2 separate regions of the Homo sapiens genome follow, and region 2 is linked to region 1. A link is a contact called in ENCODE Hi-C or POLR2A ChIA-PET data. All regions are on one chromosome and are shown on one strand. The core of a region is the stretch at or near the end of the contact, and the rest is flanking DNA. Distances in the headings are between cores, read along the strand shown.

What was found. Hi-C counts contacts between places; a loop is a spot of excess contacts on that map. ChIA-PET counts read pairs that join two places held with the same protein, here RNA polymerase II (POLR2A). Pooled maps may share reads with other maps.
Region 2: a pooled map shows a loop between it and region 1 (4-fold over the local background). The contact joins the promoter of DYM-AS1 here to the enhancer-like site in region 1. A Hi-C loop is called at or near these places in 3 of 50 pooled maps. POLR2A ChIA-PET finds 5 or more read pairs at or near these places in 3 of 52 experiments (A673, HEK293T and naive thymus-derived CD4-positive, alpha-beta T cell).

Annotation. Positions count from the first base shown.
Region 1 is chr18:48,710,927-48,717,532 of GRCh38, reverse strand. It overlaps CTIF (cap binding complex dependent translation initiation factor), which reads right to left. Exons shown (of 12, transcript NM_014772.3): 7 at 5,838-5,914. Among named protein-coding and RNA genes, the nearest start is that of MIR4743, 44 kb to the right of the region's middle. Within about 2 kb of position 3,916, at least 8 of the 41 ENCODE cell types and tissues checked have a DNase peak (open chromatin) inside an H3K27ac peak, as active enhancers do.
Region 2 is chr18:49,020,851-49,026,852 of GRCh38, reverse strand. DYM-AS1 (DYM antisense RNA 1) reads right to left here and starts at 3,150. Exons shown (of 5, transcript NR_148999.1): 1 at 3,114-3,150; 2 at 2,544-2,631; 3 at 700-816. RefSeq lists an enhancer at 585-1,486.

The DNA of each region.
Region 1 (6,606 bases), core at 2,667-5,166:
AGCTTGAAAAATCCAATCTGATGACTGACACTTAGGGTCTGGGTTCACGTTGGCAGAGGAAGAGAGGGAGGGACAAAATTCTTATTATTTATTTATTTATTTATTTATTTATTTATTTATTTATTTATTTTTTAAAGACAGATTTTCGCTCTTGTTGCCCAGGCTGGAGTGCAATGGCGTGATCTCGGCTCACTGCAACCTCCGCCTCCCAGGTTCAGGCAATTCTCCTGCCTCAGCCTCCCGAGTAACTGGGATTATAGGCTGCACCACCACGCTCGGCTAATTTTGTATTTTTAGTAGAGACGGGGTTTCTCCATGTTGATCAGGCTAGTCTCAAACCCCTGAACCTCAGGTGATCTGCCCGTCTCAGCCTCCCAAAGTGCTGGGATTATAGGCATGAGCCTCCACGCCCGGCCCCAAAATTCTTAATTGGTTCTACATTTAGAAGACACCAAATCACAGTCACGGTCAATCGCAGGACAGAGGCAGCAAGCGCTGCTGTAGGCTGTGGCCACCCTGCAACGTCCAGCATGTGGCCCACTCCGCACGCCAGGTGGATGGCTCGCTCCCCTGCCTCTAGTCCTGCGGAGCCATCTGACACTAGCTGGGCTGGCTAAGGTCTTTTTCTCTTCTTCCTTTCAATCTGCTTTGCACATGGAGTAAATTAACCATTCCGAGACCTCACTTAATGAAACAAATTAATTTGGAGAATGGCTCTCTTGTCTCCCTGGCCGCACAGGCACGGTGCGATGGACCACTAATGCCTACATTAGCCACCTCTTCTGATGGTTAAGAGGCCGGGCTTTGGAGCCTGCAGGGTCTTCTGACATTGCTGACAGTCGGGCGGGATCATCTGGAGCTGGCAGGCTCCAGTGGCTTTTCCCTTCTATGTAGTTCAATTGGGGGTGGTGGCCGCTGTGAGCACCACCCACATGGCTCTGTTTCTAGGGAGCCATGTGGGGACGACTTCTGGGGATGTGGGGAATCCCTGGCTCCAGAGCCTGCTTAGATGCAGAGGAGCATTTAGAGGACACCAAGCCACAGTCACGGTCAATCACAGGACAGAGGCAGCAAGCACCGCTCCTCTCATCCCAACACCCTCCCATCTCCCAAATCCTCCTGGAGGTCTCACTAGTAGTTCAAGCCCCACCTCCTCCAGGAAGCATTCTGGAGCATCTCCCAGGATGGCTGCTTTCTCTAAGCCTCCTCCCTGTTAACACGTGGATGACTGACAGTCATGCACAGCGTTCTGGTTGCTTCTGGAGTCAAGGCACCATTGTGCAAGCTACAGCTCAGGCCCTCGAGAGCAGGGGCCACACCCTATACTTCCCGTATTCTCGGGCACAGCTTATGGCACAGGGTACAGCCCAACCAATCCCAGTAGGAGAACTGAACAGTGCTTCACTGCAGTGTCTGCTGTGATACACATTCAGGAGCGGGGCACTGCCTCCCGGCTGCTGGAAGTGCTGTGCAGACAGCCCTCAGCTGCCAACCCCTAGGACAACTGCTCTGGGCAAAGAGCGCAGCCCCGCCCAAGGTAACGCTCCCTTCCTTGGGCAGTCCCTGCCTGATGACCAACAGACATGGAGGTATCAAGGCCTGCCCCTTTACCCCATCTTGGGACAGCTCTTAAAGAGTCAGCCCAACTTCAGAACCTCCCCTACAGGCTCAGAACTCTCTAAGACTGCACTGCAGCCCAACTTCTCTCTGCTGATACCACTTCCTCTTTTGATCTTCTACCAGTATCAACACCAAAGGCATGCCTTTAAAAGCAGCTGCTGATAATCACTGTCCCAGAGCCTGCTTCCCAGGGAGCTCAGGCTACAACATCCATTCATTGCCTTAATGTGTTCATCTCTTAAATGCAGCCAGGGTGTGGTGGGGAGAGAAAATATCCTCCCCAGCGGTGAGGGACCTCACTCAGGGTCAACTTGGGCAGTGCGCCGGGTCTCCAGCCCTCTAGTGAGCTTGCTCTTCTGGTCTATGTGCTCTGGGCAGAAAGCTTTGAGAAAAGGGGGGGAACGAGCCTTAGCAGCCCCCGTTCCAAGCAACAGGTCTCCAACTTGCATGGGGCCAGAGCATCAGAAGGCATGCTGCTCTTTGAGGAACGCGTGGAACACTCATTTAGCACATTTATGTCACAAAATGCATAATTTTGTCTGAAATCAGCAAATGTCTTTTCTTAGCTTCCAAAAACAAACAAGTGGTTACTAGTTGTTCAAATGTCAAGAACATTCTTGAGGAAACCTTTGAACTGTCCATGAGCTTAATTTTTTTTTTTCAAAATGGAAAAAAGACATCCACAATTCACTAGACGCAGCCCATGGCATCAGGAGCAGAGTCTGCAGGTGACCACTCTGAAGGGGCCTCCTTCCCTGCTAGCCCAGGCTCTGCCCCCTCTGACAGTGTGGGTAGGGCTTTAAAAGTGGATCCAGGGGAAGGAACAATTGATCCTAGCGGCCCGCCCCTGGAGGGAATGCAGGGCAAGGCTTTCCGGGTTTGCTGCCACAATCACAGGACAAAAGCTCCCCGCTCACTGCAGACACCTGTGCTCCACACTTACCTTGAAAGCCTTCCTGAGCACCTAGGACCCCCTCTGACCTGCAGAGTGGGCCAACACTAAGACCGTGTTTCTAGGTGCTTTATTAGAATCAGCTCCTTTCAGCTCCCTGACTAGTGAACCCATTTTGTAGAAGAAGGGACAGGGCTTTCAAAAGTGATGTAATTGGCAAGATCATAGGGTGAGTGAGGAGAGGAGGTGGGATTCCCATCCAGCTCCTAATTCCAGGGCATGTCCCTAAACTGCTATATAATTCAGCTTGCTAACAGCCTCAGACTTAAACAAGTGGAAAATAAAAGCAGTAAGGCACACAAAAACCCCTGAGAGTGCAGCTGGAACTGGGATGGGACACAGACTTTGATGAAGCCTAGGACTTTAGGTCCCAGTCTGAAAATCCCTGCTCCAGGCTGTGGGAAATTGCATGCTCCTAGCTTCAGCAGCACGCTCATGCTGCCTGGAGTTTGCAGCTATCGGACACCAACTCCAGCCACTTTGCAGGAAGATGGAAAGCCACAGACTCCTCTCCATTCCAAGGAGAGCCACCAAGCCACCAGAGGGATACAGCTGGCCCCTTCCCTTCATATGGTGGGGGGAGATCAGAGGCATGGCACAGATGCTGGCTGTGCCCTTTGTCCACCAAATCTGATTCTGGTCACTTCTCCCTTTGCCACCATGCGTGCCCAGGAAATGCAAGCCCCTCCCAGTGTAGTTTAAGCCCAGAATATTAGGAAGGTGAACCTGCTGCACACAAGTATGGACTTCCAAGGTCAAATATGCAGGTTTGACACTTAGCAAGGCTACTACTATGGGTCATTAGCTGGGAAGGTTAGGGGTCACCTGATAATATTCTGCAGCGGCTCTTTGGGTGGCAGAATCCCACGATTTCCCAAAACAGACTCAGGAGACCCCTGCTTTTAGACAAAAAGGTCCTTAAACTATATGGCTGCCTGCTTTCCTCCTGAAAGTCCCCATCACCTGAGGACTCCACGACAGCTCCAGGCTGTGAGTGAGTAACGGATTCTACCGCATCTAGAAGAGGAATTAGAGCGGGGCGCCCCGACGAGCACACGCTCTGTGTTCAGGCATGGCTGCTGCTCTGACTTGCACAGTGTTGCCCCAAATGGTCAAGATGTTTGCTCCATAAGTCTGTCTTCGGTCTAGCTGAAAACTCTGTTCTTCCATCCAAGCTGACTTCCTCTAGTCTGGGTCCCTGTGGACATGGAGGCAGCGGCCCCTCATCTCTCCGTATAAATCTTTCATGAGTTTCACGGCACGATGTTCCTTCCCTCCGGCCTCCTCTTCCCTGGCCCCAGCCCTCCAGCACTCCTCACAGGACATACTTTCCACCCCTTTAATCATCTTTATTGCCTCACTTTGGACCCTGGCCCGTCCACATCCTTTGGGAGGTGTGCTGACCTAACCCGGACATTGGTGAATGTGAGCGCAGCTCAGCGGAAGCTCGGCTTCCCAGCCGTTGCATGCCGCGCTCCTCTTCCTACATCCCTGGGTCACGCTGCTGCTTTCCGGAGGCCTGCCACTGTCCAGGGTCTTCCTGCTGAGTGAGGTGACCTGGCCCAGAAATGGACATGCAGGCTGACCTGGATGCTGGGTGGCAGCCTGCCATTGCCTGGGCGCAGAGAGGTGGGGCAGAGGGTGACTTCTCATCAGGAAGCTCGGGGACTCTCCACACCTCCCAGACACACACTCTGGGTCTTCCCTGCCATCAGAGACTACAGGGCCAGAGGCAGAGGACATAAAGCCTTTGCTCTCTCTGACACCTCCCAGGCCCCTGTGAACCCTATTCCTCCTTGAGGGGTGCTGCCTCCTTCTTCCCTCTACCAGGAACCCAGAAACCAGGAATTTGCCTCTGTGATGCTGCACAGCAAAAAGGCAGCACACACGATGCGATAAACTGTACTCTGGTCAAGGCAGGAACAGGCCTGGGTCCACCTCTTCCTGCTCAGTGTTCCTTTTTGATGCCTGGTGCTTCTACAGAAAGTGTCTGGTGGTTCTGATTTCTAAGCCAGGACACTGCCTTCTTCCCAAGCTACTTATACATTTGCCATCCTCTGTGAATGTGTTCAGATCCACTTAATCCACCAGTGGATGACAAAGCAGTCTGGGCACCCAGGCCTACATCCACCCTGAGAGTTGCAGTCACCACCTAATAATCCCTATTCAGGGTGTGCATGCGTAGGGAAGGATCAGAGACCCTGGTCTCAGCCTAAGGAGGTGGCCAGCCAGCCTGAGCACAGGCGCCGCTAGGGTTCTGAGCAAGGCATGTCCACCGGCTGTTTCTTGGCCCTCAGAGAACATTCTCTGTTCATTAAAGGTAGAACCAAAAGCCGTCATCTTTATCTAAGAATATATTCCCTATAGAGGAACACCTCATTTTAATTCCTGAGGCATAAGCCTTTTTGTTCGTTCTTTTTTTGGTATTTCCATCCAGAAATAATTTATGCATGTTCAAGCAAAAAATATACTCTAACTCCCCCTTTTGCATAAATGACCACACATAAGAAACATTACTCTGCACCTGAATTTTTTCCACTTAAAATATATCTTGAAGATCTCCCCTTATAAGAAAGCCTTTTTGAAAATAAATGCACACATTCCCAGGATGCTCAATTTCAGCTGCATGTTCTTATCCAGGGCTACCTCATTGCCCCTTTCCTGGCCCCATTGTCACTCGGGAGTCTGAGCTCCACAGGAGATCTCGGTTTCTGCCTTAGTTTAAGTGGGTTCCCCCAGGAATTTGGGAGCAGTAGCATGTGCCATTGCTGATCTGTGTGTTGCCTGTGACAGCAGAGCCAGCACGCATGAGGGACAACCCCCAATGACCAGGGAGGAGGAAAACAGATACTCTTGCACTTGTGAGCTCCAGGAGCCTCCTGGAGGCCATGTCTCAAAACACACAGCCAGCCAGTCCTATTTTCTGAGGACCACTATTGTTGCTTTGAGGTCAGCGGAAACAGCATTTTTCCTCCTGAACTGCAAAGCCTGGTCACTGCCTGACCCCCAGGAAGAGGCAGTGGTGATGGTGGGCTCTCAGCCAAACGCCTGAAGGGAGCCAATCCCTAGGCCAACAAGAGAAGTGGAGCCGCCACTCTGCCCCTGGGGAATCCCCAGCCAGTAACCAACCCACGATGCCACCAACCCCATCTCATCAGGATCAGCTGGTGACTGGGAAAAGCGAAATGCAGGCCAAAGCTGACGTCGCTACAGATGGCAGAAGCAGGAAAGGAAAACCCAAAGCTCACGACGAAGTCTCTCCTACCTTCGATCATTTCTCCTCCTGCGGAACAGCTTCTTGGTGTGTGCGATCTCCACTTCATGGGGCATCGGGTGGTAGCCCTGTGTCATGGGGGGAGGAAGGGGGATCATTAGTAACTCCTGAAAGAGAGCAAAGCACCTCTGGGACTGCACTAAGTACACCAGCATCTAAGACAGAAAGACATCAAGAGTTTGGAGAGACTAGACTCTAACCACCAAATCCAGACTGAAAAAGGAAAAACAGTAGAGTCAATGAACTTCCTACCAGGCAGTGATGCTGGAATTACAGAATCAAAGAACAGTAGGGACAATGAGGACCTTAGAATCCATTATGTCCAAGTCCTTGAATTACAGATGAGACATTCAAATCTGGAAAGATGAACAAGCTGGTTCAAGGTTTTGCAGAAAATGAGCAACAGAGCTGGGGCCAGGTTCTGCAGCTCACTGGCTGTGCATCCCAGGACAAGTTACTTCTCTAAGCACAAGTTCCATAACACAATGGGAATGTTACCCTTCTTCTCTGGGCTGCTAGAGGACCAAGGAGGTGAAGCCTGAAAACCCTAAGCCCTGTGAAGAGGAAATTTGTCTCCTAAACCTAGTCCAGGCACCCCCAGTGAAATTTTTACCCAAGATCTTCTTTCCCTATATTGCCTAGGGAGTATTTAGGAAAACATGGAATTAGCTAAATTACTTTTTCAGCATTACTATCATCATTATTATTATTATTTGAGACAGGGTCTTGTTTTGTCATCCAGGCTGAAGAGCTGTGGTAC
Region 2 (6,002 bases), core at 1,901-4,400, 310 kb before region 1:
CACACAGGAGCCCCATCGCCATGTTGGCATCTGTAAGGTCCCCAGGAACATCCGGACAGGAGAGGTGACCAGATGCTCCTGAGACCAAGGAGCTATGGCACAGGGTTGGGGCCACACTGAGTTCCAAACCACGGAAGCTGATACCCACACACTTGGCTCCCTCCTGGCCACTACTGCTGGGGCAGAGACCAGGGTGCTCCCCACCTCCCCACCTGGCTACCCTGGACAGAACCTGGCCCTGCAGCAGCTGCCTGGCTACCCAGGGGCACCTGTGTGCCTGGGCTGTCACTGGACTCTCTGAGCCTCAGTTTCCCCATCTGTACCTGGAATGCCAAGCCTGTAGAAGCAGGACTGTGGAGCACAAGATGACAGATGCAGAGTGCCCAGGAAGCAGGGGATGGAGAAATGGCAGGGGCTCAGTGGTGGCGACTGTCACTGCAGGCTGCCAGCAATATTGGTCCCGACCTGAATTCACCTGGATGACAACCTCATGGAGGGAATTTCCCTGGGTGTGTGTTGAAGAGATGCAAAGACCAGGCAGTGGGGCGGAGCAGCACCTAAGCCCCAAGAGCTCTGCCCAGAGCCTGGCATGGGGGGCCTTGTGGTGGGGCTGTCTGTCTTTTGGGTGAGTGTAGAGGGAGCAGAAGAAACTGCCTGGGGCCAGAGCCTGGGTCTTAGCCACCTCTGAGGAGGACTCACCTCATTGACCAGTTTAAATCCCGCCTCCTCCAGGAAGCTGTCCTGGATCAGCCCAGCTCCAGTATCCTTCCTTCCCGGGCTCCCAAAGCTCAACCACAGTCCTGCCATTCCCGTTACCTGCCAAGCGCACAGGACAAACAAAACACCAGCATCAGCGATGAGGAGCTGGCCCTTCCTGTGCCAGGTCACCAGTCTGCATAATGGGGATGACATTCTTCCCTACAGACCTCAGAGGCCGTGGAGGCCAGAGGGGAGGTTGGCCCGCCCTGAGGCTAGGAGGAGGCTTCCACTTGGCAGGGGGCTGTTGGCTGAGGGATGTAGGGGCTGAAGGATCTATTGTCATTGGGAGAGGCTGGTGCCAGGGTGTGTGGAGAGGGGGCACTCAGGGAGGTGAGTCCTGCTCAGGGTCGGTCCTGCCCAGCCACTGGCTGCACCAGTTAAAGCCCCACCAGGACAGAGCTGGCAGAGCAGGGGTGTCCAGGGCAGAGAAACATCCTCAAACCAGCCACTCCCCACCCCATAGAGAGCAGGAAGCCCCAACTCAGCCTCCTCCTGGGCGTAGAGACCAGGAAACCAGATGTGGTGAGACGGCCATCTCAAAATGCACACATCTTCAAAGCGGGGCTATTTTCCATGTCCTTTGGACAATTTTAGAACAAATTTGTAACACTGGGATGCTAATGGATGACAGTCATGCTGTGTTCATGCAGGTATCTGTGTCTGGGCACCTTCGGAGGCTGTTGCTGATACAGCATCTTGGGAGGTGGGGTGGGGAGGTGTTTCTTAAAGGACCTCCAGATTTCCTTTTAGGTTCACTGCATGTTGCAAAGGACTGAACCTTCAGGAACTGGGGGAGGGGCTACAGAGCCAGCTGGCGAGGGGGTGTGGGCAGCCCTGAGGACCCCCTGTCTGGGGGGGTGGGGGTGGAAGGCACAGTTTCGTCTGAAACCACCCTTCACACACCCCCTTCTCCCAGCTCCACACGGAATCCGGGTGTATTCACGCGCTGAGGCCACCACGACAAAGTGCCACAAACAGGGCGGCTGAAACAACAGATGTGTATTTTCTGACCATTCTGGAAGCTGGATGTCCATAATCAGGGCATGGGCAGGGCTGGCTGCCCCTGAGGCCTCTTGGAGAGGCCTTGCCTGGCTCTTGGAGCAGCTGCCCTTAGTGGTGGGGCTTGCAGACGGCCACCTTCCTGCCGCGGCCTCGCACGGTTGCCCCTGGTCTGTGTCTTATCTGTGCCCTAATCTCCTCTTCTTTTAAGGACATCTGTCATGTTGGATCAGGGCCCACCGATATGGCCTCACTTTAACTTCACTACCTCTCTTTAAAAACCCCATCTCTGGGCCAGGCACAGTGACTCATGCCTGTAACCCCATTGCTTTGGGAGGCTGAGGCCAGGAGCTTGAGACGAGCCTGGGCGACATGGTGAAACCCCATATCTACAAAAAAATACAAAAATTAGCCAGGCATGGTGGTACCTACCCCTCATCCCAGCTACCAGGAAGTCCGCGGCAGGAGGATCTCTTGAGCCCAGGAGGTAGAGGCTGGGGAGGGCCGTATCATGTCACTGCACTCCGGCCTGGGGGACAGAGTGAGGCCCTGTCTCAAAAAAACAAAAACAAAACAAACCCATCTCCAACACAATCCCATTCTGAGGTACCAGGGGTTAGGACTTCAGTGGAGGAACTGGGGGGACATAATTTAGCCACAACACCAGACGCCTCTCATTACTTTGGTCTGACCCTCAGTGCTTCCCTGTTTAACCACGTTTCTTTGCTTTCCTCTTCTGTCAGGGGCCCTCCCCACTCCACACTCCCTGCCCAACATACACCCACCCATACACAGGATTGGGGGTCCGAGAGCAGCTCCTTTGCCATCCCCGCCAGCCTGAGCTTTCTTCTCACCCAGCAGAGCTGTCCATCCCTGAAGCAGAAACGTGGGGTCCACTGCTCCCAGGCAGCTCTCTCCCTGTGAACTCTGATTCTGCCTCCTCCTGGGGATGAAGGCCCCAGGGTTCCCCATCAGCCCTCCAGCCTGGCCTGATTTGTACAGCCCCTCCCTGGACCATCTCTCTGCGGCACCCCAGAGGCGGCTCAGTAGACCAGGTGACCAGGACAAGGGCCGCAGGAGGTTCGGGAGGAGAGGCAGGCCAGGGCCAGGGTGCTTTGGGCTGCCGAGGAGACGTCCCACAGGCCACCCAGGATGTGGTCTGCCCCGGGGACATGGATTTGGGGTCCTGTGCATGGGAGATAAGCATAAGCTAAGGTGGAGATCCTGGGGTACACCCACATTTAGGGGTGCTGGACAGAAGGGAGCTCCTTGGGGGGAACTGAGGCCCAGGCATGGAGGAGGAGGAAGGAACAGAAGGGAGAAGGGGTCATAGAAGCCAAGGGCCAGGGTATCACCGAGAAGGCTGGAATGGGGCTGAGAGGTGAAGAAAGGTCACGCAGAAATGAGCACAATGAATTCAGCCACCCAGAGGTGCCAGGCTCCGTGGTGACAGGAGTCTTTGTACAGGGTGGGCAGGAAGCAGGTGGCAGCTGTTTTGTTTATCAGTTACTGCATGACAAGTAACGCCAGAACTCAGCTGCTTCAAACAACCGTTTTCTTATGCACCCAGATTCTGTGGTTAGGAGATCGGACAGGGCGCAGAAGGGGCAGCTTGCCCCGTCCATGATGTCTAGGGCTCACTGGCAGGTCTCCAAAGCTGGAGCCAAAATGACCTGGACGTGAATGTCTTCCCTCAGGTCTTGGGGGGCGACGCTGGCTGTGGTCTGGGACTTCAGCCGGGGCTGTCAGCTGGAACCTGGCCTAGGGCCTGGGATTCCTCCCAGCATGGGACCTCACAGTAGCTGGACTTGGACGTGGTGGCTCAGGGCACCAAGCAAGTGTCCAGCACACCAAGCCAAGGCTCCATCACCATTCACTCCAGAGCCTGAAAAGAGGGAAGGCAGCATCATAGAGGGGCTGAAGAACATGGACCCCGGAGACAGACCACCTGGGTTCCAATCACACTCCAGCACGTACTGGCTGTGGGACCTCTCAGGGCCTCCATTTCCTTATCTATAAAATGGAGGTAATAATTGATGTTCACGCAAAGCTGTTACGAAGATTAAGCCCGTGCTGCAAGGTGGCGCCCTCAGAGCAGAGCCTGATGCATCCATGGTCCATGCCTCACAGGTGTGTGTTGCTGGAAGTGTTATCCCGAGGGGAGCTCCTAAGAGGCAAGGCATGGGCACGCCTGTGGGAGGGGAGGCGGGAGCCCAGGGAAGGGAGAGCCTGCAGCCTCGGGGGTGGGTGGTGCAGGCCTTCCAGGGGCCAGGGCAGCCTCCACGTGCAACGTCACATTTCATCTGTGCCTCAAAGTCCATATGGGGGAGATCCAGCTTGGGGACACCATGAGCAAGGGCTTGGTCAGCCCCAAATCAAGGCAGGTTCAGAGAATGGGAAGTGGCTCCACTCAGCTGAGGCCATGGCCAGTGGAGAGGGTGGCCCCAGCCCTGGCCCAGTGGGTCCTAGTTAGGGCTGTGATGATGATTTTGATATTTGAGAACATGTGGCAGGCCCAGCAAAGTGGTTTCAGGTCAGCTCTTCCATTCCAAGCCCATTCCCCTGCCCAACAGTCACTCCTTTACTTCACTGTTGCCATCCTTAAACAGGGCAGAGGCCGTGTGAGCCCATTAGGACACAGGTGTGAAATAACTCCCCAAGAGGCTGTGTGTAATCCCAGTACTTTGGGAGACCATGGCGGGAGGATCACTTGAGCCCAGGAGTTCAAGACCAACCTAAGCAACATAGTGAGATCTTGCCACTAAAAAGCATTTTAAAATCTAGCTGGGTGTGGTGGCACACACCTATATTTCCAGGAGGCTGAGGCGGGAGGATTGCTTGAGCCCAGGATGTCGAGGCTACAGTGGGCTATGATCATACCATTGTACTCCAGGCTAGGTGACAGAGCAAGACCCACCTCTTTTAAAAAAAAAAAAAAAAAAAGGCTGTGTGGACCCAAGTATGCATGCGTGTGCATGTATGTGTGTGTCTGCATGTGTGTGCACGTGCGTGTGTATGTGTCTGTGTGTAACAATCAGGGCCATCACGTTGTGGTCCAGCCAGCATGTCAAGTCTGTGTGTGGGGCGCCCTCTGCAGTTAAGCAGTGCACAACCCATGCAGCTGTACCTGGCAGCCCTGAGTGTGGACTGTGGGACCGTCTGCTAGGTAACCTCCCTGACGCCAGGCCCAGGCCCCGCCTCCCAGCCCCTCATGCCCTGCCTGCGGGAGCTACAAACCTGAGCTCACCACTCTACAGGCTCTTTTCCCTCTGGTGAGGCTGCTCCCTGGGTCTCTGGTCCTGGCATGCTCCTCCTGCAGATGCTGTGGGGACAGCAAGGTGTAGGGCGGTGTGACCTTGGCTCTGAGACTGGCTAGGCCCCTCCTCTGTTACCTGAGTCATGGAATTCTCCAGAAGTGGGCAGGGCTGAGCCCTGGAGCCAGGAGAGGTGAGGTCATGGGTTTTGTCTACCATGGGCCCTGCCATCAGGCAGGGAAGGGTGTGTCCCCTCCGTGGGGCGTGGCGGCTGAACCCAGGTTTCCCGGAGCTCCTGGCTTTGACCTAAGCCTGAGCGTCCCTCCCACAGGCCGGAGCTCTCTCGTTGGTGCTGCACCTCCATCCGGGGCTACATGTCCCCTCCACCTTTCTCACCCAACACTGGACGGCAGGGAAGCCCTGTGAGGGAAGAGGGGGTGAGTTAGGGCCCCTGGGGGCTGCGTGCTGCAGATGGAGGTGGGGGACCACACTAGCTGTGCGCTTTGCCTGGAGAGGTGGGGATGGGATGTCCTGGTGAAGGGCTAGAGGGGTAGCCAGGGCCCAGCTGTGGCAGTGGGGGCAGTGGCACTGGACTCCAGTGTGGTGACCATGCCGGCCCTGGAGGGGTCTGAGCCGGGGCATGGCTTGGCAAAGGTCATGGTGGAACTGGACAGCTGTGTGGGAGCGGAGGGGAGGCCAGGGTAGGCAGGGCCCTCACAGGCAATTGCAGCCAGGCCCTGACGACTGCAAGGGTTCCCATGCGGGATCCGGGACCCACACTGGACGAGCCCCCTGCCACTCTCCACACACTTCACCCAGTCTCAGTCACTCTCCCACCAGCTCCGAAACAGAGGGGAAACTGAGGCCTCAGGAGGTAGCTCTGGGCCCCAGCTCACACAGGGACTGCAGGGGCTTGGACCCAGCTTCCCCAGCTCCAGAGCCAGCGCCTCTTTCCCCTTGCCCGCCACGCGGCCGCCTCTGTCCGTGCTG